Regions from separate parts of the Mus musculus genome. Here region 1 is linked to region 2. Evidence: chromatin loops called from intact Hi-C (ENCODE). Cell type or tissue: left cerebral cortex. All regions are shown on one strand. Each heading gives the region's core, and the rest is flanking DNA. Links, peaks and the distances in the headings are about the cores only. Region 1 has its middle 7.4 kb from the start of A830029E22Rik. Region 2 overlaps LOC102640985 (a long non-coding RNA gene).

What was found. A loop is a pair of places that touch in the nucleus more often than their neighbours do. Peaks named below come from ENCODE experiments on the same cell type or tissue, not always from the same donor. Only the 100,000 strongest peaks of a DNase experiment are listed, where the experiment ranks them.
Region 1: it touches region 2 in a loop (2.8-fold over the local background); 3 of 42 quality-filtered maps call a loop at or near these places.

Annotation. Positions count from the first base shown.
Region 1 is chr3:81,807,981-81,810,802 of GRCm38, reverse strand. No RefSeq gene overlaps it. Among named protein-coding and RNA genes, the nearest start is that of A830029E22Rik, 7.4 kb to the right of the region's middle. In left cerebral cortex, for the core only: no CTCF peak of the experiment used is centred there; a DNase peak (open chromatin) is centred at 994; H3K27ac peaks cover 409 bases.
Region 2 is chr3:81,914,692-81,917,513 of GRCm38, reverse strand. It overlaps LOC102640985 (a long non-coding RNA gene), which reads left to right. Exons shown (of 3, transcript XR_375741.2): 2 at 1-398; 3 at 870-925. Among named protein-coding and RNA genes, the nearest start is that of Ctso, 16 kb to the left of the region's middle. In left cerebral cortex, for the core only: no CTCF peak of the experiment used is centred there; DNase peaks (open chromatin) are centred at 214, 455 and 1,325.

The DNA.
Region 1 (2,822 bases), core at 39-2,538, 110 kb after region 2:
AGGCCTAGTCACTATTTTCAACAGAGGAGACAAAGACACTTATCAAGGAGTCTGGAAAGATGACTCAGTGAGTAATCAAGCCACTTATATTTCCATATTTCATTATTGAAGGAAGACATGGCAGAAACCCAGACAGAGCAGGAACCTGGAGACAGAAGCTGATGCAGAGGGCATAGAGGAATATTGTCTACTGGCTTCCTTACAGAGCTTGCTCAACCTGCTTTCTTATAGAACCTAAGACCATGATAAGGCTTACTATCCAGCCTCATTATGAGTTCAGTTCCAGGAAGGGTAGAAGGAGAGAACTGGTGCTTGCAGGATGACCTCTGATACAGAAATATAAAATAATTTTTTTAAATTTTTAAATTAGATATCTTCTTTATTTACATTATGTTATACCGTTACCCCTTTCCTAGTTTCCCCTTTGGAAACCACTATCCCTTTGGTAACTCATCTGAAGTGTGAGATTCTAAGAAACTGCGGTGGAGAGGTGATCCTAGAGGCTGTTTGGAGCATGGGGTGTATAGCTCCCTGCCCCTTCTGCTTAGCCTTTTTTTTTTCATGCCACTTCAGGTGATGAGGAGCTATATAAGGAATTAAGTCTGTTCTCAGGGAGCCCCGGGCTGATAGAGACATGATCACATCCTGTGGAGACCAGGCTCTTATCCAGGAAAGTCACATATAGAATTTTTCCTTATAAGTTGAATCTGATTCAAAGTAAATTTACCTAACTCTTATTCCTATCAAAATTGGGTTTCACTTGAATCACCAAATGATTCTTTGTAAGCATTAATTGGATTTCTATTTCACTGATGAGACTATCTTAGTAGATCCTAGTTACCCTCACAGGAACACAAGACCTAAATCAAACTCCTAAAAATATAGCTGGAAGGAATTGGGCTGCTTCTACCTCCAAGGTTGCTGAGTCACTCTTTATGATGGCTACAATAAATATGTGTGCGTGGATTCTATTTCTGATTTTTTTTGTCAGCCCAGAAAGCTGCAAACATCCCTGGTGAAACTGAAGATGTCTTGAGCTTCCTGGCAAAGTAAGATCTGCTGACTCATGCAGAGAGTTGACTCCTATGGGGATCTGATGGGTGTTATTTTGAATAACTCAATTGTCTATAAGACAGAAAGACTGCTCTGCCATCGCCTCATAAAGCTAGGAAGACTGTGTGATTCCAATCACAATTATCCTTAGACGGGAACTTTTTTTGCTAGAGTCCATCGAGCAGTGAATTGTTAGCAATTGCATGAATAACTTCAGTGTTTCTGTGCTATTTTATTCTCTCTCTCAAAATGAAGTTCCTGTCTTCACCAATACAATGATCACTTGAATGTGTCTAGCAAGTAAGGAGAAGATTCTTGAAGTTGCATTAGATTTTAATTTGAACTTTTAACTGAGATGTACTTATCCACATGCAACTTATGGTAGCTGTTGCATGGACAGTGTGATTCTAGAACCTATGACAGAGTACTTGAGGCCTCTTCTTCTTCTCTGTGCTTCCACACTCAAAGCTTCAGGCTTTTCAGATGTTCTTCCTCTGAGATAGTCTGTTTTAGATGCTATGTTTTACAATAAATTCAACGTCTTCAGAAATATCATCAACACTACCTTAATATGTGATATATCTGAAAATGGCACTTCAGAGATAAAAGATTATTAACATTGTTTTTCCCCCTGTCCTATGAAGCCTTTTAAAATGACATTTAAAAACTTAATTTATTTAAGAGAAAAATGGACAGTACTTTTTTATTCCTTCCCAGTGGGAAGACTCAACTACATTCCAAGTCAAGTTTACTTGTGCATTTAAAAATGAATTAACACTTAATCAAGAAAACATTACTTACTCTATGTATTTAGAATGGTGATAAGGTGGATGGCTTACTGGACAACTGGAATATACTACAGCATATGTTACAGCAGACTGACTAAGTATTTTACATAATAAGTAATTGTCAGCAAAGTGATACTTCAGGATGTCTGACAACATCATTTCCTAGCAGTAGAAGTTGAAACATGGAGAACTAAAACTGTAGAACCCTGTGGCATACTCCTCTCCAGTGACAGCTGAGTTGTCATACTCAGACAACTCTACTGAGTTCACTGCATTGCAACTGACTCCTTTTAAAGCAAAATTTACAAAGAAAACTATGGAAATTACATCTCATATTGTAATTATGATTTAGTGGGTCTGCTCTTTTCCTTGGTACTATTAAACATTTTATACCATTACATATACCTACAGGCATATAAATATTTATAAATTGATATACTTATTTGGTATATATGTATATTACTGTTATGGTTTGAATATAAAATGTTTTCCACATGGTCCATACTGGGGCATTTTAGAAGCTGATGAATTTGGTGTATAAATTGAGGTGTATCAGTATATATTATGCAAAGTTATAGTAGGTTACTATGGATACACACTTGGGCATTGTTCCTTGTTGTCAATTGCATGCATAATTATAAAATGTTCTGCCTCACAAAGGACTCCACAATGTGTATTAAAGTGAAAATGAGATGAATCTTCTGAAACAGTGAGCCCAAGGGGATATTTTGTTTTAAGTTGTTATTTCATGCAGAGCTATATAAAAACAGCAAATCTCAGGGATTATAAAAACAAGCCAAATAACAAGTCTATCACTTCATAAAGTTACCATTGCCTATGTTGACAATTCTAGACCGTGCTCTCTTTGAACGTTTTAAGTAAACAATACATCATTCTTACCCCATTCAATTCATGTTATAGCTCTAGATTATACCATTGAGACTGTGTATCCATTTCTTGAAAGACCTTAAAAGTGCAGTC
Region 2 (2,822 bases), core at 53-2,552:
AGGCCATAGAAGATGAGGAACTGACAAGCAATCCTGGTCATGTGGGTGTAGCAAGAGTGAATACCTTTTCCTAGCACAGTGGAACTCTCCAAAGGTAGCTTTAAGGTGCCCTGCCACGGAACCCCAGGGCATGGTCTCAGGTGAACTATTAAGGGCTAGAGTTGTGGGAGACTGGAGGGTTCAGATGGCGCCATTCCCTGCTATCACTGCAGAGAATTGTGAGGGGAATCTATAGAGCATCTCCTACCTGTGTTCATGCCAGTGACAGCACCGATGTCATTTCACAGCAGGTCTGCCTCGGATAGGGGCATATCAGTGTCTCCCATGGTACAGCAGTGGATTTCTGTTGCCCAAGGACCCCTGGCCCTGTTCCCTGCCTGTCTGCTGGTTATTGTCAGGTAAGAGCATGAGGTTTAAGTGTGTGGAAGGGACAGTGACAGAGATACCTAGGTCTTTCATTACATCATCTCATATGCATATTATGCACAGGCAGGAAGGACAGACTGAATTAGGTCTGAGGCTGCAATTTTATCTCGCACAGGATTGCATTTAAATAACAATAAATATTCATACCTTATGAAAATCCTGCAAGATGACATTCAGTGGTTGGAGGAGAGCATGCAAATGAGTGTGTCTGGAAAATGTGGCTGAAAAATGTAAATTCATTTTATTTTCATAGTAGCAACAAACTACTTATAGTGACTAGTATGGAACTTGATGAAAGCAATATAAGATAATTGCTAAGGAAGGCATAAAGAAACCTTGCTTTTACTAGTAGGTACATATTAGTACATAATTTGTCTCTGCTCTAGATCTAGTCACCATGAATCCTTTTAATAAATAGGACATTCTTCTCTTTATTTACACAGCATGCCATACCGAACGGATGTGAAATAACTTACCCAGAGATGAACAGCTAATAAGTGATGGATGTGGGAAAAACTTAGGTAAATAGCATGTCCAAGCCAGCCCTTATTCTACTGGGACTCCACTGCCACCAATGGAGGTGGCCAGTCAGATAGGCTTCACACTGAGTGTCTGCTTTGTTTATTGTAGCTAAAGGGATATGAAGGCATCCATTCAGCATGGGGATGCTAAACAGACATGTCAAATGTCTATGATCATTCCTTGTCAGTTAGCATCCTGATCCTTTACTTTAAAACTTAGAGAGCTGGTGCAGCCCTGGCTTCCCCGTGGCTCTCCTTTGTTTGTATGATGTGCTTTGGTGCCATGGAGACTGTGTCTGCCGACTGATGTTAGCACGCCATTACAAACATTGCCTGTTCTTGCTTTGCTTTGCCCAAGATGAAGAGTTGTGCTAGGCTTGTGTGGCACCCTGCCATCTGGACCCACTCAGGCTTCCTTTCTTGACACATGTTCACCAAGTGACTCACTTCCTCTTGGTGAGCTTCTGTACAGACTTTCCAGTGGCTCTGTCCATTTCCATTTGGAAGAGTAAATGACAAGAGAAGGAAGAGGGAGAATTCAGGACCAGGCACAGAAAGTGACCTTCGATTTTTTTTTTTTTTAATTTTGTAGATACTGGCAGAACTCTGAAAACAAGCATTAGCTGGGAGCTTTATTAAGATTTTCTCATTTTAGTTTTCCAGGATCTAAAACCGCAGATTACATTATCTGATACATATCTATACTCCTAGCCTCTTAAGCTTTGAAATTGAGGGAGTCTTGAGAATTAAATACTTGGTCTGGACTCAGTATTTGGTTGAATATTCCTGGTCTATTTATGATTTCTGTGGGTCTGCTTAAAACTACTTTATCATTAAGCTATGGCATACGTAAGTTTGATGTTTCCTATATATTATATACCTTAAATTTTACCAGTAAGGCACATGTTTTCTCTCATTGGTGCTGTAATCTATTCCATAGATTAATATCTGAGGACTTATTTGAATCTTAGCTTTTATACTTGTTTTGAATTTCGTTCCTATATATAATGATTTAAATGACTTAAGAGCTAGGTATTGGCTCATGCATATAATTTCAGCACTAAGGGAGCTGAGGCAGAAGGAATGGCATTGTCATAAGTATGGGGATAACCTGGGATACACAGCGGGTTCCAGAATAGCTTAGGCTATCAACTGAATCCTTTCTAAACGACCTCAATCAAGGCAAACAAACAGAAACTGTAAAATAACTTGAGCTTGATTGGCACCATTGCACAGCTGAGAACACCGGCCAAACAATAGTCTCTTATCCACACCCTGGAAGCTATTTCTTAGCAGATGAGAAAAGAGTAATGGGACAAAAGGGAGGATCTGTAGAGATGATTATTAATGTCATAGAAATCAAGAGATTTGGCTCAAGCACATTTTCTTCCCAAGACCCATTAAAAGCAGAAAAATGTAAACACGATATCTAACTCAACTTGAAATTTTAAGGCGCAACTATTCAAAATATATATCTAGCATACCCTAGGGTCTTAGACAAGCTAATGCTTTGCTAACTGGAGACCAAGTCTATGAGTGGACATATTGATTTCAATGATCAGCTCCATGTTATCCAACTCTGTTGAGGTTTGGATTCTTATATCAAGCATTAGCTCTTCTGTGGTCTTCATAAAAGCTAGAAATATCCAAATAGCAGCACGGACCTTGTTTTATTGACAAAGAAGGTGATGATATTTTCTGATGAATTTATTGGTCAGAGGTCATGCAAAGAGGTAGCTCAAAATATTTTAGCTTTTAGATGCTGCATGAATGTCCAAATCTCACAAAAGGAAGGTGAAGCCATGGCTGCCAGTGAATAATATGTATGATGACAACATGTATAAAAGTTGAACTGAAGAGACATTTTAAGTTTTA